Regions from separate parts of the Homo sapiens genome. Here regions 1, 2, 3 and 5 are each linked to region 4. Evidence: chromatin loops called from intact Hi-C (ENCODE). Cell type or tissue: OCI-LY7. All regions are shown on one strand. Links, peaks and the distances in the headings refer to the core of each region. The heading gives the core; the rest is flanking DNA. Region 1 has its middle 58 kb from the start of SHLD1. Region 2 overlaps GPCPD1 (glycerophosphocholine phosphodiesterase 1). Region 3 has its middle 64 kb from the start of GPCPD1. Region 4 overlaps SHLD1 (shieldin complex subunit 1). Region 5 has its middle 34 kb from the start of GPCPD1.

Region 1 (6,338 bases), core at 753-5,752, 80 kb after region 4:
AACGCTTGCTACAAATGCTTAATAAAAGTATAAATGAAGTGCAGCAAGAGCGTTGCACAGGCCCCCTTAAATCTTTGTGGTAGAAGACAGATGCTTATTGGCCTGTGCAACATCCCTTCCTCTGGGGAACCACTTTTTTCTCCACTTCAATGTGATTGCGTTGATTCTATATAGTATGCGGAAAAATAGCCTCTCAAACATATTCATGTCACAGCCCCTGGAACTTGTAAATGTGTTAGATTACATGGAAAAGGGGAATTAAGGTTGCAGAAGGAATTAAGATTGCTATTCTAATCAGCTGACTTGGAATGGGGAGATTATCCTGGATTATCCAGTGCACCCAATATAAACACAAAAGTCCTTATAAGTAGAAGAGGGAGACAGAAAAATGAGAACCAGAAAAATAAGAGCATGAGAAGGAGGTTGCTGGTGTTGAGGATGGAGGAATAGGGCACAAGCCAGGAGATGTAGGTGGTCCCTAGAAAGTGGAAAAGGCAAGGACACAGATTCTCTCTTAGAGCCTCCAGAAAGGAAGGCAGTCAAGCCATGACCTTGATTTTAGCCCAGTGATTCCCATTTTAGACTTGTGACCTCTAGAACTGGGAGGTAATCAATGTGTGCGACTTCAAGCCCCTAAATTTGTGGTAAATTGTTACAGCAGCAATAGAAACTAACAGACTCCACATGATTTGATGAGGCTGACGGGGCCATATCCTCGCCCCCAAAGCTGGGAACATGACCCAGTCATCCATCAGCATCCGTCGTGATTCATCCAAGAACAGATGCACAACCTAAGCAGGGCCTGGCCCTTTCCAATCCTAATGGGAAAGAGACATCCTCTTTAACTGGGATATGGCCTCTATGGCCCTTCCACCCTTGTAATTACATTGGTCACAACAAGATCACAGCAAGAAGGGGTAAAAACATAGAATATGTCTGTCTGTGGGAGGTTTTAAAAAGCCTGGTGCGGGCTGGGCGCAGTGGCTCATGCCTGTAATCCCAGCACTTTGGGAGGCTGAGACGGGTGGATCACCTGAGGTCAGGAGTTCGAGACCAGGATGGTGAACATGGTGAAACCCCGTTTCTACAAAAAAATAAAAATAAATAAATAAAAAATACAAAAATCAGCCAGGAGTGGTGGCACAGATCTGTAGTCCCAGCTACTTGGGTGGCTGAGGTGGTAAAATCACTTGAGCCCAGGAGGCGGAGTTTGCAGTGAGCCGAGATTACACCACTGTACTCCAGCCTGGGTAATAGAGTGAGACTCTGTCTCAAAACAAACAAACAAACAAACAAACAAAAATCTAAATCTAAAAACAGGTCTAAAAAACATTATTTTGAAGTAGTAAAGGGTATAAAGGATACTTTAAGATGTCTGCAATCTGGAAATACCTGGGGGCTTTTTTGTTTGTTTTTTTTTTTACTTGTGACAAAATCACAATTCCTGCTAATATCATTGTGGTTTGTTGCCCACATTCATCATGGAAGGGGAAGGTCAATTTCAGTTGGAAGTTAGTGAAAATAGGAATGATTCTTTTCCTAGCCAAGTTTGTGGACCTCCTAAATTTTATTCAGACTCGTTGGGATCCACAGATTCAGGCTCAAAAGTCCTGAATTGTTATTTCACTTTCCCTAAAAATAAGCCTCCCCCTCCCGCCCACCTTTTTTGTGTGCAAAAAAAGGCTGGAGTGCAATGGTGCGATCTTGGCTCACTGCAACCTCCGTCTCCCAGGTTCAAGCGATTCTCCTGCCTCAGCCTCCTGAGTAGCTGGGATTACAGGCATGTGTCACTATGCCTGGCTAATTTTGTATTTTTACTAGAGACAGGGTTTCTCCATGTTGGTCAAGCTGGATTACAGGCAGGAGTCACCGTGCCCGGCCTCTCACTTTTTTTTTAATGGAGTCTTGCTCTGTCACCCAGGCTGGAGTACAGTGGTACAATCATAGCTCCCTACAGCCTCGAACTCCTGGGCTCAAGCAATCCTCCTGCCTCAGCCTCTTGAGTAGCTAGGACTACAGACACTCACTACTGTGCCTATTTTTTTTTAAATTATTATTATTTTGTAGAAATGGGGTCTTTCCTTGTTGCCCAGGCTGGTCTTGAACCCCTGGCCTCTCAAGTGTTCTTCCCTCGGCCTCCCAAAGCACTGAGATTACAAGTGTGAGCTGTGCTTGGTTCAGTCTGGGTGAGCCTACAATTGAAAATACCTCACAGGGTACCTCGAAGCTGCTACCCACCTTTCTGGCCTACTACTCCACTGGACCCCTTGTCTCCATGCACTCTTTGTGTGGGCATAGCCAACTAGCCAACATTCACCCACTGGTGGGACAACAACAGAAGTATTGCTTATCATTATTGAGGGCTGACCAGGTGCCATACTCTTTTAAAGCATAACCTAATTTAATCCTGTGGCTGGGCATGGTGGCTCATGCATGTAATCCCAGCACTTTGGGAGGCCAAGGTGGGTGGATCACCTGAGGTCAAGAGTTCGAGTGTAGCCTGGCCAACATGGTGAAACTCCATCTCTACTAAAAATACAAAACTTAGCCAGGCAGGGTGGTGGCGCGCGCCTGTAATCACAGTTACTTGGGAGGCTAAGGCAGGAAAATCGCTTGAACCCAGGAGGCAGAGGTTGCAGTGAGTGGAGATCACACCACTGCGCTCCAGCCTGGGCCACAGAGCGAGACTCTATCTCAAAAAATAAAATAAAATAAAATAAAATAAAATAAAATAAAATAAAATAAAATAAAATAATTTAATCCTTGTGACAGCACAATGAGGCAGGTCCTACCATAATTCCCATCATATAGCTGATGCTCAGAGCAGTGGAGTGACTTGCCTAAGGAGAATAAGCAGTGAGGAGTCAGAGTCAGGATTCAAACCTGTTTGTCCAACTCCAGATTCAAATCCTCTAGCCACTTCACAGAACTCTTTTGCTTGTTTTTGGGCCTCTGTGTGCATAACCATTTCCGTCTGCCTGCAACACCTGCTCTGGTCTCTGCCTGGTAAACCCTCACTCCCTTCAAATGCTGCCGGTGCTCCCCCTTCCCTTGGCCCCTTGGCCTCACTGGTTCAGTGCACACCAATCAGACTGCCAAGTGCTAGCACCTGCAACCTTTTGCCTGAGTGTTTTCTGAAACTGTTGGTGCCTGCTCTGCATACATACATCGAAGGGCTGAGTACTAGGGAATTAATGGCCCCAAAAGAGGCTCCCAACCAATATTGATGGAAGCAGATGCATAAATCCCCGTCCCTCCATCCCTCCCAGACAAAATCTACAGTTTCCCAGCATCCCCGAGAAGGATAAAGCTCCAGCTGCCTACAATGGTAACTTGCTTAATAAGTTTGGTGTTTTTTTTTTTTTTTTTTTGTAAACAAGGTCTGGCCCTGTCACCCAGGCTGGAGTGCAGTGGCGTGATCCCGGCTCACCACAGTCTTGACTTCCCAGGCTCAAGCAATCCTCCTACTTCAGCCTCCCAAGTAGCTGGGACTACAGGCATGCACCACCGCTCCCAGCTAATTTTTGTGTTTTTTGTACAGACGGGGTTTTGTCATGTTGCCCAGGCTGGTCTCTAATTCCTGAGCTCAAGTTATCAGTCCCCCTTGGCCTCCCAAAGTTCTGGTTCTGGGATGACAGGTGTGAGCCACCATGCCCAGCCTGATTCACTTTTTTTTTTTTTTTTTTTGAGATGGGGGTCTTGCTCTTGTCGCCCAGTCTGGAGTGCAATGGCACAATCTTGGCTCACTGCAACCTCTGCCTTTCCGGGTTCAGGCCATTCTCCCGACTCAGCCTCCGGAGTAGCTGGGATTACAGGCGCCCGCCACCATGCCCGGCTAATTTTTGTATTTTTAGTAGAGATGAGGTTTTGCCGTGTTGGCCAGGCTGGTCTCAAACTCCTGACCTCATGATCTGCCCACCTCAGCCTCCCAAAGTGCTGGGATTACGGGCATGAGCCACCGCACACACTTTTACTGACTTCTTTCCTTTTTTCTGTCTCACTCTGTCACTCCCTTACTGTTGATTCCTGGGAACATCACCCAAAACCATTGCTTGCACTGGAATCTCATCTCAGGCTCCACCTCTAGAGGACCCAAAGCATGCCTTCTCTGAGAAGCCTTCTTCACTTTCCCTAGCAGAGCTGGCTATTCCCTCTTCTGCCCATGGCCTGGGACACACTCCATGAAGGTCGTATTCACATTGGCTTGCAGTAGTTAGTTGACATGTCAGGGTGTAGGTTTCCTATTGCTGCTATAGCATTACTACAAATGGAGTGGCTTAAAGCAATTTCATTTATTGTCTCACAGTTCTGTAGGTCAGAGCCCCACTCTCAAAAACTCTGGCTCAACTGAGTCATCTGCTCAGGGCCCCAGAAAGCCTCACTCAAGGTGGTGACAGGGCTGGGTTCCCTACTGCAAGCTCTGGGGATGGATCCCCTTCAGGTGTTGGTCAAATTTAGTTCCTTGTGGTCGTAGGGCTGGCGTCCCACCTTCCTTGCTGGTTGTGAGCTGAGGGCCAGTCTTTGCTCCAAGAAGCTTCCTGCATTATTTCTCATGCTTTCCATGTGGCCCCTTCACAGGTCAAGTCTTTCTCACACTTAAAAACCTCCCTGACTTTTCTTTCTGCCACATCTGTCTGACTCCAGCTGGAGAAAATTCTGTTTTAGGGGATCATGCGATTAAATTGGGACCACCCAGATAATACAGTATAATCTCCCTATTTTAAGTTTTTGGGTTTTTTTGAGACAGGGTCTTGCTCTGTCACCCAGGCTGAAGTTGGAGTGCAGTGGCACGATCACGGCTCAGTGCAGTCTCTACATCCTGGGCTCAAGTGATCCTCCCAACTCAGCCTCCCAAGTAGCTGGGACTATAGGCCCGTACCACATGCCTGGATACTTTTTTTTTTTTTTTGTAGAGATAGGGTTTCACCACATTGCCCAGGCTGGTCTTGAACTTCTGGGCTCAAGCGAGGCCACCTCAACCTCCCAAAGTACTGGAATTACAGGTACAGGTGAGTCACTGTACCTGGCCCATTTTCCCTATTATTCCTATTACTTCCTGGGGTTGCCTTCATATGGTATTTCTACCTGGTCTCTAGCTCGCCGAATGGATACAGCCTTTGCAAAAGTTTTTCTGTTATTATTAAATATATAATCAGGCCTCACTTGAGCCTGACCTGCTGGTCTATACTGCAGGTCTTCTTAGGATCAGAAATCAATCTTTCTTCCCAGATTTATCCAGCACAGTTTGAGAAAAACAGTCCAATTACCTCATAAACTTCATGCTGAGGCTATAGATTTTCATTTCCTAATTTCCTCTGTTCCATTCTATGACTTCCTATTTCTTTTCCTAGCTCCTGGTCTGCCCTTGAAAGCACCGGTTGGAAACCAATTTCCGTTCCTTGACAAGGGAAACCCTGTTTACACTCAGGGTTTCCTACTCTGTTACATAAGGGTCCGACAGTCACATTTCCTCCTCATGCTGTACAAGCAGTTTATTTCAAGCTGCGTCTACACACAGCAACTGGACATTTGCAGAAATCTTAGGGCCGTAGTCCTGCAGCATAGCCAGACCCAAAGCAGGGTACGTTAGGGTTCAAGGCCACCCTGTGCCCTCTACTTTCAAAGAAAATATCCTTGAGTGGTGGAATTTGGGTAATTTTAACTTTTTAAATTGATTTTTCTTTTTTTTTTGTTGAGACAGATTTTCTCTGTCTCCCAGGTTGGAGTGCAGTGGTGCAATCTCAGCTCACGGCAACCTCTGCCTCCCAGGTTCAAGTGATTCTCATGCCTCAGCCCCTCGAGTAGCTGGGATTACAGGTGCGCCCCACGACGCTAGGCTAATTTTTTGTATTTTTAATAGAGACAAGGTTTCTCTATGTTGGCCAGGCTGGTCTTGAACTCCTGGCCTCAAGTGATCTGCCCACCTCGGCCTCCCAAAGTGCTGAGATTACAGGAGTAAGCCACCGTGCCAGGCCTAAATTTATTTTTCTGTTTTTCAAAATTACATAACCGTCATGTTTTACTTTTATACTCGGAGGAAAAACATAAGCTTTGTTTAAAAAAAAAAAATCAATGATCGAATCAGCCTCTCTAATAGCCTACCCAAAAAGAAGTCCCCCTTTAGTGTGACTGGCTACCTCTTTCCAGACAGAAACTGAGGGCCAGAGTGGGTAACCTGTGACCCAGAGTGGGTAACCCGTGGCCCAGAGTGGGTAACCCGTGGCCATCTGGCCAGTAAGTGGCTGACTCAGGTCTTCATGTGATGACCCTGGGCATAGGTCTTATGTTAAGGTGGAAACCCCTAGAAGCTGACTCTGAGACAAGGACTCTTGTGCAAG
Region 2 (6,338 bases), core at 638-5,637, 200 kb after region 4:
CCTTGTAAAAAATAGTTCGGGAAGTAAACTTGGTTAGTCAGTGTTTAGCTTTATTACTTATATGAACTAACATCTATTCTAAGGTGTACTTTTAAAATATTTTAGCCTCTTGGAAATTGGAATGGGTTTACAACTTAGCTTTGAGTCATAATTTAATTGACAGCTTATTTCCCCCTCTTAGTGGTATATAAAATAATGCATTTTAAAATTCATGACATCTTGAATTGATCATAATTTTAATGTTTAAAATGTTAGTAGATTGTTTTATCTTTCTGTTGAAAATATGATATTTATTAATATTATTAGGCTATAGTTTATAATTAATTTGGAACCAGTTTTACTGTCATAGCTAGTCTAAACATCATTTCATTAGCTATAAACGTGATGGCTTCGTCACCCAGGCTGGAGTGCAGTGGCAGGATCATAGCTCACTATAGCCTCAACCTCCTGGGCTCAAATGATCCTCCTGCTTTGGCCTCTCAAGTAGCTGGGACCACAGGCATGTGTCATCATACCTGGCTAATTGTTGTATTTTTTGTAGAGACGGGATCTCACTATGTTGCTCAGACTGGTTTCGAACTTGTGGGCTCAAGCGATCCCCTCACTTGGCCTCCCTAAGTGCTAAGATTACAGGCATGAACCATCATGCCGGTGTGATGACCCTGTTAAATTTTTTTTTTTTTTGAGATGGAGTTTTGTTCTGTCACTCAGGCTGGAGTGCAGTGGCATGATCTTGGTTCACTGCAACCTCCACCTCCTAGGTTCAAGCGATTCTCCAGTTTCAGCCTCCCGAGTAGCTGAGATTACAGGCGTTTGCCACCATGCCCAGCTAATTTTTGTAATTTTAGTAGAGATGGGGTTTCGCCATGTTGGCCAGGCTGGTCTTGAACTTCTTACCTCAGGTGATCTGACTGCCTCAGCCTCCCAAAGTGCTGGCATTATAGGCGTGAGCCACTGCACCCTGCCAATAATTTTTAGATATGTGCTTTTTGAGAGAGGATTTCATTAAGCCTTTTTCTTCCATATTCTAATGAAATCCTTTATAACTCACAGGGATCACATTTTCAGATGTGTTATTTTAATTATTATTGGCTTATTTTAATGTTAAATACATATCTATGAAGATGTTTCGGTCTGTTATTGGCTTATTACTTAAACCTCATGATGAATTTTGGGATTAAGTTTTGTCTTCTACTAAAATTATTTTCTATAAGGATTATGGTTGTCTAAAACCAAAAAAATTAGAAAGCTACAACTTAAAATGTTTAATAGTTAGAACTACTTGGGAATGGTAGGGTTTGTCCTCTTTGGTAGAAAGGGTTTTGGTATTGTCTTGTTTAAAATAAGAGGTGCTAAGTTTCCCGCTTCGGAAGTCTGCAAGGAAGTAGGCTTCCTCGCCAGACTCTTGAACTCCTTTGACTCTAGTCTGTGATCCATGTGTATTCCCAAGTTGAGTTCTACCCCTTGACAATTTAGAGCCAGTGTAAGGGGTAGAAATGCACCCATCTTTTCAGTAAAGTAGTGTTACAGAATTTTCAAACCTTGCTTCCTTCTATCGCAGCTGGCCTTTCAGAAAAGGTACATATTTGTATGTCAGTTTATGACATACAGACTTTAACTGAATTAATTCATAGGGGTGAGTGGATCTGCCTTTTTCTTTCTTTCTTTCTTTTTTTCTTTAAATTAATTTCAGTCCTGCTCCTTCTGTGTGGATCTGCTTTTTAGAAATTTGGCTTTAACTATAATTCATGTCTTCCTCATTTGTTTGGCTTTCATTAGGAAACCGGACATGAGCATCATCTTTTTCCTGTTTCTGTTGTCTCTGTCTGTTCATCAGCAGTTATGGCTTCCTCTTTCATTCCGTACTGACATTTTGCTGAGAAAGGCTGTACAGTGGACTGCTCAGGTGCCCTAAGGAGCCGAGCTAAGGCACTTTGCAGCTTATTCCTTCCCTCACTGAATCTTTCATGTTAGCTGTGCAGCTAAGGTTTGCAGGGGCAGTGGGCAGCAATGTGTGGGATCCCTGAGCTTGGGGCTTTTGTTGGGTTCCTTTTCTGCCAATAGCAGTTGCAGAAGTAACAGCCCCGAAGGCTGTCTCACTGCCACTGCGGTGCCTCTGAGTGTTTTGAAGTGAATCTGTGTCCGTTTTTTTTTTTTTTTTTTTTTGCCAGGAAAAAGTAGCTGTGCTTTTGCAAAAGAGAAAACCCATTGTTTTAAGAGAATACATTACTTTTTAGAAAAAGTTTGTACAGGTCTGTAATTTTATAGTGAACAAAAATTTCTTACGTTCTTGCAGTTTGAGAGGTACTGTGTACCAGGCAATGTTTTTCAAATACTTGCTTCCTTCTGTCAGGGTGCAGCCTTTGTAGAATTTGACGTACACCTTTCAAAGGACTTTGTGCCCGTGGTATATCATGATCTTACCTGTTGTTTGACTATGAAAAAGGTACGTTGAAATTTCTTCATTTCAAACTCTTAATGTTAAGTAAAAGGTTTAAAAACTAGGAAGTTTTTTTATATTTTTAATTACTTATTAAATAGAATTGGTTAATTCATTTTCTTGGTGAATTACTGCCAGTCCTTCCCTCTCATGCTCTTGCAACATTGAGACAGTGATGAGTTGGGAATACTGCCTTCCTAGAGTAGGGTCTCTATTGCTGAAAATACTTTATTATGTTACAAAAAAGGGACATTCCAGGTGGTTTCTGTAGCGGTCTGTCTATGCTACTATATTGAGGCAAGAGAGGAAGATATCATAGTGTTTGTTTTCTAGGATTCCAGCTGTTTCTGCTTCAAGCTTCTTCAATTAATAAGGCTAGTGAGCCACAGTGAAAAATTCAAAAAGAGGTTTGGAGTTAGATGGTGGAGGGCCTCAGTGAAGAGGTTTAGACTCAAGAACTAGGGGGGTAGGAAATACTTTTTAGCTGAAAAGGGAAATGTTCAAGACTAATGTTTTGGTAGCTGATGAAATAGGAATTTCAGAGGACAGAGACTGCAGGCAGGGCGAGCAGCAATGTGGGCTACAGGAAAGGTAAGCCTGAATTGGAGTAGGGGACCAGAAGAATGGAGAAGAGGGCATAATGGCGGGGGGGGATCCAGAATGAGATTTAAAAACTTACATAGCTGTAAAAAAACTGTAATTGTTTTTGTACAAACATAATCATGATAATGATATAGTCCCTAAACGTCAGTATACTATGTAACCAAGTGATTTCTCGGGGACTTAGACTCTAAAACTGTGTTGGGTATTAATTTCCAACTGAGTTGATTTAAAGTTAGTCTAGTTGGCTAGCATCACTGTACCAGATACTGTCTGTTGTATTAAAGAGTGTGACAAAGACCCTGGCACCACCTGCTGGTGAATTTTAATCAGAGTTCCTAGGGGTTGGATTATTATGATGTATATATTATGTATAGGAAAGGACCCTTTTGTTTCTGCGAAATGGTATTAGGAGAAAGAAGGAAGAAAGGAAGGAAGGGGAGGGGAGGGGAGGAAGGGAGGAAAGGAAGGAGGTGCATCTATTCAGATTACATGAGTAGAGTGACCAAACACATGGAACAGGTTGTTTTAGTCATGGAAGAACATTAATGAAAAGATAAATGAGAAAGAGTGAAGTGATAAATGATCTTATTAGCCAAGATTGAGATTAATTGATCTAGCTGCAATTTATTTATTTATTTATTTGAGACCGAGTCTCGCTCTGTTGCCTAGGCTGGAGTGCAGTGATGTGATCTTGGCTCAACCTCCACCTCCTGGGTTCAAGCGATTCTCCTGCCTCAGCCTCCTAAGTAGCTAGGACTGCAGACTCCTAAGTAGCTGGACCAAGCCCAACTAATTTTTGTATTTTTTAGTAGAGACGGGGCTTCACCATGTTGGCCAGGCTGGTCTCAAACTCTTGACCTCAGGTGATCCGCCCATCTCAGCCTCCCAAAGTGCTGGGATTACAGATGTGAGCCACTGCACCCGGCCAAGCTACAGTTTACTTCTGAAAATCAATGAGAGTTCAAATATTACTAATGCCCCATTTTCACCAGGCTATATCTTGATCTGAAGTTGAACCTGAATGAGTTAATTGAGAAATGAAAGCAATGAACTTTTATACTGAATTTTGATTTTTAAGCTGGTGTTTTTCTTATAAAAACAATTCATCTTCATTAGAAAAAAAAAAAGTATTTCAGAAGATTATGAAATGAGAAATAAATCTTTCCTGTTTTTCCTTGTTCTTACTGTCTTACTTTTAATAGTTTCTTGTGTATTCCAGAAAAACTTTATGCATGTACAGGTTCATACCAATGCATATGAATGAATATATATGTGATGGATTTTAGTATATATATATACTAAGTATATATATATATATACTAAGTATATTTGTTGGACAGATGATTTATTGGTGATACCTTAATTCATTTCCTGTAGAAGTGCCTTCAACAGAGTGACATTGATCATTTGATAGACATTAAAACCTAATACAACAGATTTGCTTGTGGGGGAAACATGGTAGCTCAGAGTGCTTAAGTATTATGGTTTATAGCTAATCAGACAATTTTTTCATGACATTTGGTGTGTCTGCTGTTTTTAATCAGATGTTTAAAAGTCTTCGAAAAGATTAGAAACTTACAGAAATAAATTTTATATAGTACTTTCATATTGATTTCTAGTCACGTAGTATGGATAAGTATCAAAGAAAATGTATAGACAGCATAACAGGAAGTAGGGGAGATGACTGACTTCTGGTTCTATCCTCAGCTGTCTTCAGCGCTACAGCTTTCTGCCAGCTGCATTTTCCTTCCAGGTATTCTACACTGCAATAAAAATGAAAGCCAGAATATAAGGGCTGGGAGGTGGTGTTAGGTTAGAAGGGCTGTCCTGCATGGGCTCAGTATGGCTACTAACAGTTATTCTCATTGTTGAGTAAATAGAGTTGCTAGGCCTGTCTAGTGTAAGCATTCAGTAATAATTTAGGGCTTACTTTTCTCTTAATTTTCTTTATTCTTTCTTTTTCTTTCTTTCTTTTTTTTTTTTTTTTAGAAATTTGATGCTGATCCAGTTGAATTATTTGAAATTCCAGTAAAAGAATTAACATTTGACCAACTCCAGTTGTTAAAGGTAGTAATAATAACATGAAATGTAAATTATCCCTTAGCTTTAGGACTATTGTACTTGCTTGTATATGGTTATGTTCTCTTTGCACATGGGGATGACTGTTAAATTTAATGTGTAGACTATGTGCTTTGGTATTCTGTTCTGTTTGGGAGAAGGGTTCTGTATCGATCCAGCTGTCTTCTCCAACCATTTCCATGGACCCCACTGGTTTTTGTATTTATGAAGGAACGAACTAGACCATAAGTTTTTGTAGGCCATAGTGGCTAGCCCTTCTCATTCATAATCTTTAGGTTGCTTCTGTTCTGCAGTAGCCCTTCTTCATATAATGGTCATTATTTTACAATAGGCCTTTTATGCAATAGTTGGTAAATATATGTTAATTTCCAATACCTTTGAATATTTTGTATCATGTAATTTTACATGGTACCTCTTCCTGTCCCTATTAGGAACCTAAATAAATGCATGATTCCCTATTAACAGTTATCTAGTGAAGAATTTTTATATTCTTCCCTAATTGAGTATTTGATCATTATCTTAAATGTGTATGCACATATAAAATATATATAGTGGCTAGTGCTTATTCTTATTAAACTGATAGTTCTACGTTTTATAGGCTTTTTTATCTTGCTAGTTTTTCAGGATATTTTCTGTTAACCATCTCTTCATAAGCTAAGGCTTCCTTTCTGATTTCATTTTGTTTGTGTGCTTTCTAGCTCACTCATGTGACTGCACTGAAATCTAAGGATCGGAAAGGTATGTACCAATATGGAAACACTGTTTTCCTTTTGTAGTTAGCATTAATAGGATTTTTAAAATCGATTTTAGCACATACTTGATACTTGGTCATTTTTATGAGTATAATACTGGGCCTTCTAAATGTAATTTTATAGTTCGGAAATGAATTTGCATTTGTTTTCTACTAAATATATATCATGTGTATAGTAACCATTGCATTGCTTTTCTTAGCTTGATGATCAAAGTGTTAATACTTATCAATCTTTCCAAACATTCTTAACCATTACAAAGTAGAAAGTAAATCAACTATAGAATCCGGCTACAGGGTCAATTTGAACCAGCTCTTCATTTACCTGTTATGACCGTGGGCAAGCTTTGTCCTGCCTACCACATCCCTTTATAATTTCACTTCACTTTTCTACTCCCATAGAAATTAATGGCTGTGCCATTCATATGAGGCTTATTGTATTCATTTTAAATCCTTTATTTTCATATA
Region 3 (6,338 bases), core at 565-5,564, 97 kb after region 4:
GGAGGTTGCAGTGAGCCGAGATCGCGCTACTGCACTCCAGTCTGGGCAATAAGAGTGAGATTCTGTCTCGAGAAAAACAAACAAAAACCATGTAAAAGCGTGATATCGTTTAAGAGAATTTGTAAAACACACAAATAATGCTTTGTGTTGTTTGTGGACACATATTCTCCAGCTGTCACATCCTCTTCCTGGCCTTCTCTACCTACTTCTGGCCCTGGGAAGCTTTACAGACCTTATCAGAGAACTCTTTTCTCTGTCTTTGGTTGGGTTCATCCAATGGGAAGCACCAGTAGGAGTCAGAGGGGAGGAGAAGAGACAGGCAGGGGGAATTAACTCTCTTCCTCTCCTTGCCTACTCCCTCTTTGCCAGGGGTTTGCAGAGGCTGCATTTGTTCACTGAAGACCACAAGTACTGTCGGTAACCCTCTGCTACAGTGGCAAGTCTTTCTGAGTTCTGTAGCAGGGGACCTCCAGTTGCTACCCCCAAGATGCTTCACCATCCCTTTCTGGGGTCCCTTATTGCAGCCTCTACATTTGCAAAGAGAACTTTTATGAAATTGTCTTCCATGACCCCGTTTGCACATGCTTGTCAAGGCCCTGAATGATGCACGTATTTATGTGGGGAGATTTAAAACTATGCTCATTAGTTGGCTGGGTATGGTGGCTCACGTCTATAATCCCAGCACTTTGGGAGGCTGAGATGGGAGGATTGCTTGAGGCCAGGAGTTCAAGACCAGACTGTTCAACATAGCAAGACCTCGTCCCTATTATTTAAATAAAAAGAAAAAGAAAAAAAGAAGAAAATAAAACTATGCTCACTAATGATCTCTCTCAGTTCAGGAAGCTGGTTACCTCTGCAAAAGGAAGTACAAGAAAGGATTGGGACAGGGTGGAAGGAGTTAGCTGTAGTTGCATAGTTTTTTTTTAAATTTAATCTAATTGATTTATTTCTTTGACACCGAGTCTAGCTCTGTTGCCCAGGCTGGAGTGCAGTGGTGAGATCTCGGCTCACCGCAACCTCCACCTCCTGGGTTCCAGCAATTCTTCTGCCTCAGCCTCCCGAGTAGCTGGGATTACAGGCATGTGCCACCACGCCTGGATAATTTTTGTATTTTTAGTAGAGTCAGGGTTTCACCATGTTGGCCAGACTGGTTTCAAACTCTTGATCTCAGGCTATCCACCCGCCTCAGCTTCCCAAAGTGCTGGGATTATAGGCGTGAGCCTCCGTGCCCAGCCAGTTTTATTTTTTTTAATAAACTTTTTTTAAAAAATCACACCAGAATCTATTGTGTAAAAATGTTCAAATCCATTAAATCTGAGTGGTTAATCCATGGGTATCATATCATAATGATTATTATTTTTGTTTTGATTGCATTTTTTTTTCTTTTTTGAAACAGAGTCTCCTTCTGTCGCCCAGGCCGGAGTGCAGTGGCACAATCTCAGCTTCCTCCAACCTCTGCCTCCCAGGTTCAAGCGATTCTCCTGCCTCAGCCTCCCAAGTAGCTGAGATTACAGGCAGGCACCACCATGCCCAGTGTACTTTTTGTGTTGTTAGTAGAGATGGGGTTTCACCATGTTGGCCAGGCTGGTCTCAAACTCCCAACCTCAGGTGATCCACCTGCCTCGGCCTCCAAAAGTGCTAGGATTACAGGCATAAGCCACTGCGCCTGGCCTTAAAATATTTTAAAAAATATTCTCCTTGCATAATGAGGTTTAAAAAAATGAAGCGTTTCCTAATTCAGAATGATACAAGGGTGTCACCTGAGGCCCAAGATGGATTGCATGCGTTGGAAAGTTCTCCCTCACCTGGGACGCCCCAGATCCTTTCTTCACCAGCACCTTCTTCAGAGACACAAGAGAGGCTGAGCATGGTGGCTGACACCTATAATCCCTACATATTAGAACGCTGAGGTGGGAGAATCACTTGAAGCCAGGAGTTTGAGAGCAGCCTGGGCAACATAGCAAGACCCTATCTCTACAAAAAAAATTTTTTTTAATTAGCCCAGCATGGTGGCATGTATGTAGTCCTAGAAACTCAGGAGGCTGAGGCAGGAGGATTGCTTAAACCCAGGAGGTCAAGGCTGCAGTGAGGCAAGACTGCACACTGCACACTCCAACCCGGGCAACAAGATAACTTCTATACACGTAGATGAGGCAGTTCCGCCTCTTTGCCTAAAGATTGTGGGAAGTGTGCAACTGCAATGATAAAAAGGACACTCTATGTGACAGCAAGATAAAATTGGCTCTCAGTCAACTGTGAAAGGCATTGCATGGGTGACAGATGAGTGTTATTAACAGAACAGATTATTTGCTTCTTTCTATTTCTGCAAATTATTCTTGTTAACTACAATCTAAACTCGTCTGTTTCCATGTTGTTGAGGAAGTTCTCTGTGTAGCCAAAATAGACACAAAACACTGTTGAAAATTGCACAATTGCTCAAATTCCTTGAGTAAAACATTTGGTACTCTTGAAATCTTCAAACTAGAGTCAAAGCCTATATTGCCTTGCCCAAGGTAACTGGTGTATGCATATGTGTGTGTGTGTGTGTGTGTGTGTGTGCGCGCGTGCGCATGCAAGTGCCTGCATGCAGCAAACAAGTTACATTTATTTCTGTAAAAAAGTAAATAATACTGAAGTGTAGAGTTGATATGACAGCTTTCCTACCCCAGCCTTATCCCAGTCCTTTCCTTTATCAGAAATAAACACCGCTATTAATGAGACATGTTTTCTACTGGGCCATTTTCTATGCATATATAGGCATACCCACATATATTACCTTTAGTATTAAGGCTTTGATATCATGTTTGGTGTTCTACAACTTGCTTTTCTCTAATATGCAAAAGTTTGTATTTTTATTGATAAATTACTGTGAGACACACACAGTTCAAAATGTTGTGTATGGCCAGGCAAAGTGGCTAATACCTCTAATCCCAGCACTTTGGGATGCTGAGGCGGGTGGATCACTTGAGCCCAGGAGTTCGAGACTACCCTGGGCAACATAGCAAGATCCCATCTCTACAAAAAAATAAAAATTAGCCAAGCACAGTGGTGCACTCCTGTATTCCCAGCTACAGTCCCAGGAGGCTGAGGTAGGAGGATCATTTGAACCTGGGAGGTCAAGGCTGCAATGAGCCATGATAATGCCACTGCACTCTACTCTAGATGATAGAGCAAGTCCCTGTCTCAAAAAAAAAAAAAAAAAAAAAACACAGTGCATGTATTGCCCCATTTAATTCTCATTAACAGCCCTAGGAGGCACATAATACTATCTTTCCGATTTTACAAATGGGGAAGTGGAAACTTAGAGCGCTTTAGGCGGCTTCTCCAAGGTCTGACAGACAGGAAGTTTCAGAAACATGATTTGAATCCAGACAGGCCCTCAGTGGTTACCCCTGAGCTATGTTGCTCTATCTTGCCATGTCACCACATATAGGTCTTTCTAATTGTTTTAGGTGCTGTGTGGTTTTTCAATAGAACAGACCAATCATAGTTTACATAACCATTCTTCCATGCTAGACATTTGTGTTGTTTCCAGTGCTTTATGACTCATGCCTCTTCTTGTACACACCTCTTCATGCACATGGGCAAATATTTCTCTGGAATAGATACCTGAAATTGGAACCACTGTGTCATAGGGCATGCATACCTAAAGTATTGACATATACCACTAAGTTCTTTTCAGAAAGGGCTCTGCCAATTTTCAGTTCCACCAACAGTAGGTATACACATAGATGGTTGGTATTATTAGCGAGAATAACCATCCTCACAAACTCTGATTGCTAGTGATTTTTAAGGTATTTTCTAAAGTGATAAGCAAAAAAAATTTTTTTGGCAAAAAATATTTTATTAATGGTTGTGACCTCTATTTCCTTCGTTTTTAATGAGATTAAAATCTTTTCATATATTTATTGGACTTTTTTCTTCAACTTCTGTAAATTGCTGTTATCTTTTGTTCAATTTTCTATTGATTGTTTTTATTTTTCTTATTGACTTGTTTTATATATATGTATACACACACACACACACACGTATATGTATATAATGATTAAAATTCTTTTCCTGGCCAAGCATGGTGGCTCATGCCTGTAATCCTAGCACTTTGGGAGGTCAAGGTGGGCAGATTGCTGTAGCCCAGAAGTTTGAGCCTGGGCAACATAGCGAAAATCTGTCTCTACAAAAAATACAAATAATTAGTTGGGTGCGGTGGTGCGTGCACCTGTAGTCCCCGATACTTGGGGGGCTGAGGTTAGAGGATCACTTGAACCCAGGAGGTCAAGGCTGCAGTGAGCTGAGATAATAGCACTGCATTGCAGCCTGGGTGACAAAGTGAGACCCTGTCTCAAAATAAATAAATAAATAAAAATGTTTTCAGAAAAATAAAACTCTTTTTCTGCTCTGCACATTGTAAATACTTTTTCTCAGTTCATCTGCTGTTAAGTTCACTTTTGGTGTCTTTGACTCAAGAAATGTTTAATTCTCATGAAAACAAATTCAATGGTCTTTTTGGGGGGAGTTCAGGGGTTAAGTCTCACTCCCCACTTTTAGAAAAACCTTTGTTCCTTACAACAAAAGTAAATATATAATACATGTTTATTGTAGACAATATAGGCACTACAGATAAATGAAAAGTAAAAGTAAAAATCAAGTATAAACCTATCCCTCAGTTACAAAGATTATTAATATTTTGGGTATTTCCTACTAGTACTTTAAACATAAGAACAGATATAATTCAATATTATGTATATTTAAAAACAGATATGGCCGGGTGCGGTGGCTCACGCCTGTAATCCCAGCACTTTGGGAGGCCGAAGCGGGCGGATCACGAGGTCAGGAGATCGAGATCATCCTGGCTAACACAGGTGAAACCCCGTCTCTACTAAAAATATAAAAAATTAGCCGGGCGTAGTGGTGGGCGCCTGTAGTCCCCACTACTCTGGAGGCTGAGGCAGGAGAATGGCGGGAACCCGGGAGGCGGAGCTTGCAGTGAGCGGAGGTCGCGGCACTGCGCTCCAGCCTGGGTGACAGAGTTAGACTCCCTCTCAAAATAAAATAAAATAAAATATAAAATAAAATAAAATAAAATAATAAAATAAAATAATAAAATAAAATAATAAATAAAATAAAATAAAATAAAATAAAATAAAATAAAATAAAATAAAATAAAATAAAAACAGATCTGATATGATTAGGCTTTGTGTTCTCACCCAAATCTCATCTTGACTTGTAATCCCCAGGCGTTAACGGAGAGACCTGGTAGGAGGTGATTGGATTATGGGGGCAGTTCCCCCGTGCTGTTTTCATGATAGTGAGTTCTCATGCGATCTGACGGTTTTAAAGAGTAGTTTTTCCTGTGCTTACACGTGCTCTCTCCCTCTCCCCACACCCCCGGCCTCACCTGCTGCCACGTAAGACGGCTTGTTTCCCCTTCTGCCATGATTGTAAGTTTCCTGAGGCCTCCCCAGTCATGTGGAACCGTGGGTCAGTTACACCTCTTTCCCTTATAAATTACCCAGTCTAGGGAAGTTCTTTATAGCAGCATGAGAACAGACTAATATAAGATCACTTTTTTATATTTATTTTTTATTTATTTATTTATTTGAGACGGAGTTTTGCTCTTGTTGCCCAGGCTGGAGTGCAATGGCACAATCTCGGCTCACCGCAACCTCCACTTCCTGGGTTCAAGCGATTCTTCTGCCTCAGCCTCCCCAGTAGCTGGGATTACAGGTGTGCACCACCATGTCTGGCTAATTTTGTATTTTTAGTAGAGACAGAGTTTCACCATGTTGGTCAGGCGGGTCTCGAACTCCTAACCTCAGATAATCCACCTGCCTTGGCCTCCCAAAGTGCTGGGATTACAGGAGTGAGCCACCCTGCCTGGTCCAAGGTAACTTTTTTTAAAAAAAGGATTCTGATGCAGGCCGGGCGCGGTGGCTCACGCCTTGTAATCCCAGCACTTTGGGAGGCCGAGGTGGGTGGATCACAAGGTCAGGGGATCGAGACCATCCTGGCTAACACGGTGAAACCCCATCTCTACTAAAAATACAAAAAATTAGACGGGCGTGGTGGCAGGTGCCTGTAGTCCTAGCTACTCGGGAGGTTGAGGCAGGAGAATGGTGTGAACCCGGGAGGCAGAGCTTGCAGTGAGCCGAGATTGTGCCACTGCACTCCAGCCTGGGTGACACAGCAAGACTCCGTCTCAAAAGAAAAAAAAAAGATTCTGATGCAACTTTTAACGTCTGCTGACTATTTTAAGACACTCAAGAGTGTGGGGTAATTGTTATACACCAAGGAAAGCACTGGGTTCTTACCAATCTGGAGCAGGGCATGGTGGCTCACGC
Region 4 (5,000 bases), core at 1-5,000:
AAATCAGCAGAGAATCCCAAACATATTTCTCCATAGAATTCTTGAAGGCAATGACAGTTACACATCCTACCTGTAGTCATCACTGAATTCATCATCATTAAAGCCTACATTTGCTTAGTACCCACAATGAGTTCTTTCTAAAAATATATATTTGGATTTGTTTTTTGTTGTTGTTTGTTTTTTGTTTTTTGTTTTGAGACAGAGTTTTGCTCTTTCGCTCAGACTGGAGTGAAGTGGCACGATCTCAGCTCACTGCAACCTCCACCTTCCGGGTTCAAGCGATTCTCCTGCTTCAGCCTCCCGAGTAGCTGGTATTACAGGCGCCCGCCACCACACCTGGCTAATTTTTGTATTTTTAGTAGAGACAGGGTTTCACCATGTTGGCCAGGCTGGTCTTGAACTCCTGACCTTAGGTGATCCACCCGCCTCGGCCTCCCAAAGTGTTAGGATTACAGGTGTGAGCTACCACACCCGGCCATTTGGATTTCTTAATATTAACGACAACAACATTGACTGAGCACCCATCGATGGCAGAAAAACCATGCTAAGTATCTTACAGGTTTACCTTAAGCTAAACCTGACTGGGTGGAGCAAGCATTCTGATCACCATTTTGTAGACGACTCTGGAGCTCAGAGGGGTTAAGGAACACGCCCCAAGTCACATAGCCAGCAAGTGGCAGAGCTGAACTTTAAATCCAGGTCTGTGTGATAAACCCAGGGGATTAACCAAAACTAACAAGAAATAAATGAATAAATAAATAAATCCAGGTCTGCGGGCCTCCAGACTCAGATCAGGTAATTAATATGAAAGAGAGGGCTTTACCACTAAAGACGGCCACTACCTACATCAGGGAATTATCATTAGTTTAAATAATAGATGTTTCGGCAATCTAGTCAGGAAACCTTGTAGAAAGGTTGTTACTTAAATCCACAGCATACTTCATACAAGGAATGCTAAAGTCTCTATTTTTATTACTCATCACACATAACAGGCCCACATTGCTATTTTCTGAAGTTTTAAAAGAACAAAACAAAAAAAAATTCCACTCTCTCTTTGTTGAACCAAATATTCCCCTGCTTCTGAATTCATTTTGAGGGAGATTAGAAAGAGACCTGAGATTAACAGCAACAATAACAAAAAGACATCCAGGAAACAGCTCCTTGTCATTGCTGTGCCAGGTAAGCTGTCCTTTGAAGTTCCTCCTGAAAGCTTTGCTTAGGTAAGATGTTTTTCTGCCTAAGACAATGAAGCATTCTCAGAGATCTGCTATTGGAAGAGAGAGAAACAAACTATCACACACCCGTATTGCTGCTAGTTGTTTTTAAGTTAGTTTGTTTTAAACTCTGCTTATTACCTGGATCCACATCAGAAGAATAAGGAAAAGAATGGAATTCCAAAGAACTGAAAGCCTCGCTGTTGGCTTCTTGGCTGGGTCCCTGCAGGACGTAATCTCTTATGTCACACGCTGATGGCAGGTCCAAAGCACTGCTCTCCTCTGACAGGCTGCCTGAAGTGGCGTCCCTGGCTGCCATAGTCCTGCCATGGAAAAAAGAAAACAATTCAGTACAAAAGGCACCACATAGCAGGATCCTTCATTGGAGACAGAGCTTGAAGAATTTTATTTGTTTTTTATTTTTATTTTTATTTTTGTAGAGATCAGGTCTCACTAAGTTGCCCAGGCTGGTCTTGAACTCCTGGGCTCAAGCAATCCTCCCACCTCAGCCTCCCAAAGTGATGGGATTATAGGTGTGAGCCACCATACCCACCCAAAAAATTTTAAAGGTCAAACAACAGTGAAATCAGAATGATTTACAGTAGTCCCCCCTTATGTGCGATTTTGCTCTCTGCAGTTTCAGTTGATCTCACCCAACTGTGGTTCAAAAATATTACATGGAAAACTCCAGAAATAAACAATTCATAAATTTCAAATTGTGCACCATTCTGAGTATTGTAATGAAATCTCATGCTGTCCCACTCCATCCCACCTGGGACATTAATTACCCCTGTCCAGCGTATCTGAACTGTACATGCTACCTGCCCCTTAGTCATTCAGTAGCCTTTTCAGTTACCAGATGGACTGTTGTGGTATCACAGTGCTTGTGTTCAAGTAACCCTTATTTTACTTATTAATGGCCCCAAAACACAAGAGTAGTGATGCCAGCAAGTCAGATATGCCAAAGATAGGCCACAAAATACTTTCTTTAGGCAAAAAGGTAAAAGTTGGCCAGGCACACTGGCTCATACCTGTAATCCCAGCACTTTGGGAGGCTGAGGTGGGTGGATCACCTGAGGTCAGGAGTTCAAGACCAGCCTGGCCAACATGGTGAAACCCTGTCTCTACTACAAATACAAAAATTTAGCCAGGCTTGGTGGTGGGTGCCTGTAATCCCAGCTACTTGGGAGTCAGAGGCAAGAGAATCCCTTGAACTTGCGAAGCGGAGGTTGCAGTGAGCGGAGACCGTGCTATTGCACTCCAGCCTGGGCAACAAGAGCAAACCTCCATCTCAAAAAAAAAAAAAAAAAAAAAAAAAAAAGGTAAAAGTTCTCAACTCAATAAGCAAAGAAAAAAATCATATGCCTAGGCTACTAAGATCTACTGTAACAATGAATCTTCTATCCGTGAAATTGTGAAGAAGGAAAAAGAAATTCATGTTAGTCTTGCTGACACACCTCAAACTGCAAAAGTTATAGCCACACGGAGGTTGTAGTGAGCCGAGATTGCACCACTGCACTCCAGCCTGGGCTACAGAGCAAGACTCTGTCTCAAAAAAAAAAAAAAGTTATGGAGTTATGGCCACAGTACATAAGTGCTTAGTTAAGATGAAAAAGGCCTTACATTTGTGCGTGGAAGATATGAACAGAAAGGTGTTCTGATAGCAGTGTGTTGTACCAGAAAGCACAGAACCTACACAAAGACATCAGCAAGGATCCCCTGAAACAAGTGACACCAAGCCATTTACTGCAAGTAAGGGACAGTTACACAGATTCAAGAATAGGTTTGGGCTGAAAAGCATAAAAATTACTAAAAAGGTTGCATTTGCCAGTGAAGAAGCTGCTGCAACATTTTTAGCAGACTTGAAGAAGTAGATTAAGGAGAAAAGATACCATACACAGCAAGTCTTCAATTGCAATAAAACTGGCCTCTTCTGGAAGAAGATGACCAATAGAACCTACATTCATAAAAGTGCAAAGGAAGCACCAGGGCATAAAGCATGAAAAGACTGGAAAGTACCAGATTAACTCTGGTACTCTGTGGCAACGCTGCAGGGCATATGATAAAGCTAAGCATAGTGTACAGAGCAAAGAACCCATGTGCTCTCAAAAGCAAAACCAAAAATTATTTATGCTTGTGTTCTAGCCATATAATCAGAAAGTATGGGTGACAGCTGTCTTGTTTATAGAGTGGTTCCACCAATGTATCAATGGTTCCCAGAAGTGAAAAAATATTTGAAAGAGGAAGGGCTGGAATTTAAGGACCTATTAATAATAGATAATGTACCTAACCATCCTGAATCTGTTTGCCATGAAAATGAAAATGCTGAGGTTGTATTTTTACCTGCAAATACAACCTTTTGCTTCAGCCGCTTGACTAGGACATCATTCATTTTCTCAAGGCCACATACATCTGCCTGGTATTTGATCACATTCAACAGCAATGGATGCAGACCCTAAACTGGAAATAATGTAGTGCTGGAAATCATTCACTATTGCTGATGCAATAGCACTCATCAAGTTGCAATGGATGAATTAAACCACAAACCAAATGCCTGCTGGAAGGACTGATGGAGTGGAAGTTGTGAATGATTTTAAAGGCTTGCCTGAAATTGATAGATGAATTAGGAAAATCATCCATGCAACAAGACAAGTTGATGGAGAAGGATTTGCTGATATGCTTGATGAAATAGAAGGACATACTGAAGGCCTTTGAGAAGTGTTAGCAAATGAGGAACTGGAAGAACTTTCATGTCCTCCACAGAGGAAGAGGAAGATGAAGAAAAAACTAAACCAGAACCAGCCATGTGGACATTACTAAAATTTGCTGAAGTGTTTCAAACTGCACTGACATTAAAGCACAAAATTATGGCATATGATCCTCAGATGGAATGCAGCTTAAAATCGCCTACAACTTCGCAGCAACACTTTTGAGTTAGAGAAAGGCAACAACCTCTGATTAGAATGTTCTTCCAAAAGTTTTCATCAAAAAACACTATCAAGGATCCCCAAGCATTGAGATCTTCATGGCTCAATGATCCAGTATTGCCTGAAGCAGAGGATCCTCCTTCTGATGTAACCTCAGAAAGTCAATAGTAGCCGAACACTAACAGTGCCTGCGCCATTCACCTCTCTTCATCTCATCACATAGGTAATTCCTTTTTTTTTTTTTTTTTTTTTTGAGAAGGAGTTTCACTCTTGTTGCCCAGGCTGGAGTGCAATGGCACAATCTCGGCTCACTGCAACCTCCGCCTCCTGGGTTCAAGCGATTCTCCTGCCTCAGCCTCCCAAGCAGCTGGGATTACAGGCATGTGCCACCACACCTGGCTAATTTTTGTATTTTTAGTAGAGACGGAGTTTTGCCATGTTGGCCAGGCTGGTCTCGAACCCCTGACCTCAGATGATCCACCCGTCTCAGCCTCCCAAAGTGCTGGGATTACAGGTGTGAGCCACAGTGCTCAGCCACGTAGGCATTTCATCATCTCACATCACCACAAAAAGAAGGGTGACTATAGTACAATAAGATATTTTGAGAGAGAGACCACATTCACATAACTTATATTACAGTATATTTTAATAACTGTTCTATTATTAGTTTTGTTGTTCATCTCCTACTGTGCCTAATTTATAAATTAACCTTTATCATAGGTATGTATATATGCATAGGAAAAAACGTAGTACATATTGGGTTCAGTACCATCTGCCATTTCGGGTATCCCCTGGGGGGTCCGTAGTCCACCTCAAGGGTAAGGCAGGACTGCTGTACTTTCCCCTGCTATTGATGGTC
Region 5 (6,338 bases), core at 521-5,520, 130 kb after region 4:
GAGAACAGAAGCACACACCCTGTTAGCATTTGTTGAGCAATGAAGACAGAGTTGCGTCTTGTGTCTCCTGTCTCATAGCATTTCTTAAGTTCTTTCAGAATTTCACCAGACACTGAATTCGAGATAGAGCTGATGTCGTTTTTTTTCTTTTTTTTTTTTTGAGATGGAGTTTCGCTCTTGTTGCCCAGGCTGGAGTGCAGTGGCGCCATGTCGGCACACTGAAATCTCCTCATCCCGGCCGGGTTCAAGCAATTCTCCTGCCTCAGCCTCCCAAGTAGCTGGGACTACAGGCACCCGCCACCACACCCGGCTAATTTTTTGTATTTTTAGTAGAGACGGGGTTTCACCATGTTGGCCAGGATGGTCTCAAACTCTTGACCTCAGGTGATCCACCCGCCTTGGTCTCCCAAAGTGCTGGGATTACAGCATGAGCCACTGCACCTGGCCAGAGCTGGTGTAATTTTCTACATAGAAGTTAAACTGGGTAACTCAGTTCAGAGCCCAGTACGAACAACCCCTTTAGAAGCAGCCAATCTGGAGGCAATATAGGTCATAAAAAAAAGAAAAATAGAAGCAGCCAAGAAAATGGCCTTAGCAGCTACAGCATGCTTGGACAGTTTAGGGAAATCTCTTAGCCCAGTCATGATTCTTATGGTTAAAACAACGACAGCAACAAAAATATTTCTCTTGATATTCTTTTAAAAGTTTTCACTGAGTCCTGAATAGAGACTGTATTAAAGTGGCATGAGAAAATGCAAAAGCATTTCAGCTCTACCTCAAGCTTTCTTCCTTATAGAAACAAATATAAACAAACAACTAACCACATTTCCTCCTCAACGTTTCCTCAGGGACAGATGAGCCTGGGAATTTTGCCCTTTATGGTATCTAGTGACTCACTTTTCTTTTTTTTTGAGATGGAGTCTCGCTCTGTCGCCCAGGCTGGAGTGCAGTGGCATGATCTCTGCTCACTACAAGCTCCACCTCCCGGGTTCACGCCATTCTCGTGCCTCAGCCTCCCGAGTGGCTGGGACTACAGGTGCCCACCACCATGCCCAGCTAATTTTTGTATTTTTAGTAGAGATGGGGTTTCACCATCTTGGCCAGGCTGGTCTTGAACTCCTGACCTTGTGATCCACCCACATCAGCCTCTGGACATGCTGGGATTACAGGTGTGTGCCGTCGCACCCAGCTGCACTTAATTTTTAATTTAACTTTATTATTTTTTTGAGACAGGGTCTCAGTCTGTCACCCAGTCTGGAGTGCAGTTGCATAATCACGGTTCGCTCGACTTCCTGGGCTTAGGTGATCCCCCCACCTCTGCGTCTTGAGTAGCTGGGACTACAGGTGCATGCCACCACACCTGGCTAATTTTTCTATTTTTGTAGAGATGGGGTTTCATCATGTTGCCCAGGCTGATCTCAAACTTCTGGGCTCAAGCAATCTGCCCACCTTGCCTTCCCAACTTGCTGGATTACAAGTGTCAGGCACTGTGCCCGGCCTCCAACATTTATAAAAGTCATAAATCACCTTTGTTGAGTTATAGATCTAGAAATTTTAGCTCACAAAGGAGCCTATATTCTTTGTGGTATCAAGTGACTCACTTTCTTTTTCTTTTTCTTTTTTTTTTTTTTTGAGATGGAGTTTCACTCTTGTTGCCCAGGCTGGGGCTGGAGTGCAGTGGCGCCATGTCGGCTCACTGCAACCTCCTCATCCCGGGCTCAAGCGATTCTCCTGCCTCAGCCTCCCAGCTACTCGGGAGGCTAAGCAGGAGAATCGCTTGAACCCAAGAAGTGGAGGTTGCAGTGAGCTGAGATCATGCCATTGCACTCCAGCCTGGGCAACAAGAGCGAAACTCCGTTTCAAAAAAAAAAAAAAAAAAATTAGCTGGGCATAGTGGCACGTGCCTGTAATCCCAGCTACTAGGGAGGCTGAGTCAGGAGACTTGCTTGAACCTGGGAGGCAGAGGTTGCAGTGAGCCGAGATTGTGCCACTGAACTCCAGCCTGCGCGACAGAGCGAGACTTCGTCTCAAAAAATAAAATAAAATAAAATAAAAATGCTGGAAAGCAGGAGCTTCAGTAAGTTTAATTCTCCGAAAACTTGCTGGTGATTTGTATGCCATACTTAGTGATTTATTAACAAAACAGAAGAGAAGCTGTTCAAGTTGTTAGAAGAGAATTCAAATTCCTGAGTAGGTTTTACCCAAATAAGTGACAACTTCAATCACATAATTATTGGGTGATCTGTTGTCAGCTCCGTGCATATGACCTAAGTTTTCACCTTAGAAACAAAAGGGAGAAGTTGTACTTTACAGGGTATGTTTTCTACATGTGGATAGTGTCAATGAAAAAAAATTTGAAAGTGCTGGAGCCCATTCTGGAGTTTCATGCATGCACTCATATAGCATTTGAGTTGAGTTCAAACCCTTTTTCACTCTACCAAGGTCCATCTCATGGGACTTTGGTCTTAGAGGAGGAATAAAAAGAGAACAACAATGAGCTCTAATATAAAACACAGGAAATGAGACTCGTGAGAAAGTTATTCTCGTCTTTACGTGTTCGGTTGAATGCCGCTGTGTCATGTAGGGCCAAGATTGCAGCAAAACAGGATCTGGGTCATTACACACTTTCCACTGAAGGGGGTCTCAAGAGTATCCTCATTTTGGGTTTGAGATGCCGATTCACCTTATCAGTATTTACTTTTTAAAAACTAGTTGGGTTTTTTTGAGACAGAGTCTCACTCTGTCACACAGGCTGGAGTGCAGTGGCACAATCTTGGCTCACTGCAGCCTCAACTTCCCAGGTTCAAGTGATCCTCCCACCTCAGCCTCCCAAGTAGCTGGGACTATAGGTGTGTACCCCCATGCTCAGTTAGCCTTTCAATTTTTAGATATGGGTGGAATTGGGTATGACTGGTCATATCCAGCAGGATGCCCAGTTAGGAGAGAAGCAGTTTGTTGTTTATGTGGTGTTTGATTTGTCTAAAATCTAACAAGTTCCTAAAAAGTCTTTCTGTTTCCTCATTTGTGGAAAAATTGGGTTGGCATTATGACTGTGGGAATAACTGTGAGGACTGAGGGGAAGAAGGAGCTAAAAAGAGAATAAAGGAAACAAAGAAGCTTACTTCAGATAGGATGGTCAGAAAGTCTGCTTTAGTGGACAATAATTAAGCTAAGGCCCAGAGGAAGAGACAAAGCTAGCATGGGAAGAGTAGGGGAAGAGCTTCTAGGATGAAGGAACAGTATAGCAAAGACCTCTAGGCTGGACAGGACTGGCATTGTGTGCCAAAGACAGAGTGGCATGAAATGAGCTTGCACTTGGGAGGATGGGTAGAAGCCAGGTCCTGTAGCAGTTTAGAGGACACTACAAGTTTATTTTTATTTATTTATTTATTTTGAGATGGAGTCTTGCTCTGTCATCCAGGCTGGAGTGCAGTGGCGCGATCTCAACTCACCCCAACCTCTGCCTCCTGGGTTCAAGTGATTCTCCTGCCTCAGCCTCCCAAGTAGCTGGGATTACAGGTGCCTGCCACTATGCCTGGCTAATTTTTGTATTTTTAGTAGAGACAGGTTTCGCCATGTTGGCCAGGCTGGTCTCCAACTCCTGACCTCAGGTGATTGGCCTGCCTTGGCCTCCCAGAGTGCTGGGATTACAGGTGTAAGCCACTGTGCCAGGCCTAAGTTTATATTTAGTTCTAAGTGTAGTGGGAATCCAATGAAGGATGTTGCATAGACTGTGAGTGATCTGATTTTTATTTTTTAAGATAGACCTATTTTCTGGGTAGAGAATGGGTTGGATAGGGCAAGGAGATGGGGTGGTAATGGAGAGGGTAAGGAGGTGGGGTGGTAATGGAGGTGGACAAGTTTGAAATGGCTTTGGATACAGAATGAACAAGACTTGTGATGAATTGGATGTAGAGAGTGGGGAGAAAAAATGAATCCAGATATAATGAAATTTCCTACTAGTGTGGTTAAATAGGAGGTGGTGCTACCTACAAGACAAGTAAGGCCTACTGTGGGAGAACAGGTTTGGGAAGGGAGGAACCAAGGCGATACATTGTGCTGTCTATGAATTTCCTGGTTGGAATATTAAGAAGGCAGGTGAATTATAACAGTCTGAAGTTCCAGGAAGAGATCAGGGCTGGAGATATAAATGTTGATAATGCTGGTATCAAGATGGCATTAAAGCCATGGGATTGGATAAAATCATTCAGAAAGAGAACAGAGGAGCTCCAGTAGTGCAATTGCTTAAAGTGCAGTACTTATATGACAGAAAGCACAGAAAGAGCAGAGATGTGGCTGGGTGTGGCGGCTCACGCCTGTAATCCCAGTATTTTGGGAGACCAAGGCGAGTGGATCACCTGAAGTCAGGATTCCGAGACCAGCCTGGCCAATGTGGTGAAACCCCATCTCTACTAAAAATACCAAAACTAGCGGGGAGTAGTGGCACATGCCTGTAATCCCAGCTACTTGGGAGGCAGGATAGTGCGGAGGTTGCAGTGAGCCGAGACCCTGCCATTGCACTCCAGCCTGACTCCACCTCAAAAAAAAAGAAAAGAAAAAGAGAAGACACGCAATGATTAAGATTCTCAGCTTTATTATTATTATTCTCTTTTTATTAAAAAGTAGAGATGGGAGCCATGCGCGGTGGTTCACACCTGTAATCCCAGCACTTTGGGAGGCTAAGGCAGACAGATCACTTGAGGTCAGGGGTTGGAGACCAGGCTAGTCAACATGGTGAAACTTCGTCTTTATTAAAATGCAAAAATTAGCCAGCCACGGTGGCAGGCACCTGTAATCCCAGCTGCTCAGGAGGCTGAGGCAGGAGAATCTCTTGAAACCGGGAGGCGGAGGTTGCAGTGAGCTGAGATCATGCCACTGCACTCTAGCCTGGGTGACAGAGTGAAACTCCCTCTCAAAAAAATAAATAAATAAATAAAAGTTGAGATGGGGGTCTCACTATACTGGCCAGTCTGGTCTTGAACTCCTGTCTTCAAGTGATTTTCCCACCTCAACCTCCCAAAGTTCTGAGATTACATGCATGAGCCACTGTGCCTGACCAGGATCCTTAACATTTAGAGGTTGGATAATGGAGGAAGACCTTAAATAGATGGCCAGGGAGATGACAAACAAGGAGAAAATGGCATCCCTGAAACTAGAAGGAAAGTATTTTCAGAAACAGTGAGTGGTCAATTGAGTCAATGTTGCTTAGAGATCAGAAAACACAAAACAGAAAAATGTCCAGTGGGTTAGGCAACATGGAGTCCTTGTTGGCCATAATGAAAGCAGGTTCAGTGAAGTGGTGGTTGGGGCAAAAGCCAAGCCAGAGGGAAGTAGATGGCAGGCAGAGGGCATTCTTCCAAGAAATTTGGCCCAGATGAAAGTAGTTTAAAAAACCCTTTGCTTCTTCTCTGTGTGTTGTGAAAGAACAAAGCTCTAAGGTTATTGTCTTATTGCAGTCTGGTTTTCCCTTCCTGTTTTGATTGCAAAGTTCACTTTGCTTCAATTTTCAATTAACAGTAACTGGAAAATCATCTCCTTTCATCACAGCGTGAAACCTGCACAGCATTGTCCTGTAAAGCAACTACTAATTACATTGGCACAAGTAAACTTCCTGAAAGACTGTGTCCTTGTTGAATAAAGATATCATTCAAGCGACCCTGATTTCTTCTTAGAAGCTAAAAATATCTTTCCATCTTCTTAAAACCAATTAATTATTCAGGAGAAATATTCTCCTTCTAGTCTGGCCAAGAGATTGAAAATGACCTTTTAAGGGCAAGGGCAGCTTGTCTCCTTCTGTTAGTGCAAAAATAACATTGAAAGAGGAAAAATGGGTCTGTCATTCTCACTTCTGTTTTCCCTCCTCTTCTGCAACACGTGTCAAGGACAACCAGGTCTCAAGAACTTCATCTCTATTCCCAGCTCTGGGACTCAAATTAGTGCTTGAGTTTTCCTTAAAATGATCCTGGCTCCAATATTACATACCTCCTTTGTTTCCTCTTTTTTTTTTTAGATGGAGTCTCGCTCAGTTGCCCAGGCTGGAGCACAGTCAGCGCACTGCAACCTCCGCCTCCCAGGTTCAAGCGATTCTTCTGCCTCAGCCTCCTGAGTAGCTAGGATTATGGGTGCACACTACCACTCCTGGCTAATTTTTATATTTTTAGTAGAGACTGGGTTTCACCATGTTGGCCAGGCTGGTCTTGAATTCTTGAGCTCCCGTGATCTGCCTGCCTTGGCCTCCCAAAGTGCTGGGATTACAGGCGTGAGCCACCGCACCCAGCCTCCTCACCTTTTTAAAATTAATTTTTAAAATTTTCTGTAGAGATGGGTTGTTACCATGT

Evidence for each region. Hi-C counts contacts between places; a loop is a spot of excess contacts. Peaks named below come from ENCODE experiments on the same cell type or tissue, not always from the same donor. Only the 100,000 strongest peaks of a DNase experiment are listed, where the experiment ranks them.
Region 1: it touches region 4 in a loop (4-fold over the local background); 7 of 110 quality-filtered maps call a loop at or near these places.
Region 2: a loop joins it to region 4, with 3 times the contacts of the local background. A loop is called at or near these places in 82 of 110 quality-filtered maps.
Region 3: it touches region 4 in a loop (4-fold over the local background); 4 of 110 quality-filtered maps call a loop at or near these places.
Region 5: it touches region 4 in a loop (5-fold over the local background); 9 of 110 quality-filtered maps call a loop at or near these places.

What each region holds. Positions count from the first base shown.
Region 1 is chr20:5,688,819-5,695,156 of GRCh38, reverse strand. No RefSeq gene overlaps it. Among named protein-coding and RNA genes, the nearest start is that of SHLD1, 58 kb to the left of the region's middle. In OCI-LY7, for the core only: no CTCF peak of the experiment used is centred there; DNase peaks (open chromatin) are centred at 3,036 and 5,478; H3K4me3 peaks cover 999 bases; H3K27ac peaks cover 4,771 bases.
Region 2 is chr20:5,566,255-5,572,592 of GRCh38, reverse strand. It overlaps GPCPD1 (glycerophosphocholine phosphodiesterase 1), which reads left to right. Exons shown (of 20, transcript NM_019593.5): 12 at 2,354-2,446; 13 at 5,033-5,110; 14 at 5,821-5,860. Among named protein-coding and RNA genes, the nearest start is that of GPCPD1, 42 kb to the left of the region's middle. In OCI-LY7, for the core only: CTCF peaks have their summits at 3,148 and 3,354 (motif pointing left); DNase peaks (open chromatin) are centred at 1,852 and 3,332; H3K27ac peaks cover 2,322 bases.
Region 3 is chr20:5,671,507-5,677,844 of GRCh38, reverse strand. No RefSeq gene overlaps it. Among named protein-coding and RNA genes, the nearest start is that of GPCPD1, 64 kb to the right of the region's middle. In OCI-LY7, for the core only: a CTCF peak has its summit at 3,245; DNase peaks (open chromatin) are centred at 2,204, 3,344, 4,211 and 5,364; H3K4me3 peaks cover 3,006 bases; H3K27ac peaks cover 4,339 bases.
Region 4 is chr20:5,769,399-5,774,398 of GRCh38, reverse strand. SHLD1 (shieldin complex subunit 1) reads right to left here. Exons shown (of 3, transcript NM_152504.4): 2 at 1,356-1,537. The coding sequence starts at 1,533. Among named protein-coding and RNA genes, the nearest start is that of SHLD1, 21 kb to the right of the region's middle. In OCI-LY7, for the core only: a CTCF peak has its summit at 2,668; DNase peaks (open chromatin) are centred at 2,828, 3,278 and 3,958; H3K4me3 peaks cover 1,716 bases; H3K27ac peaks cover 2,439 bases.
Region 5 is chr20:5,641,828-5,648,165 of GRCh38, reverse strand. No RefSeq gene overlaps it. Among named protein-coding and RNA genes, the nearest start is that of GPCPD1, 34 kb to the right of the region's middle. RefSeq lists enhancers at 514-653, 1,174-1,223. In OCI-LY7, for the core only: a CTCF peak has its summit at 2,681; DNase peaks (open chromatin) are centred at 555, 1,305 and 2,545; H3K4me3 peaks cover 2,486 bases; H3K27ac peaks cover 4,814 bases.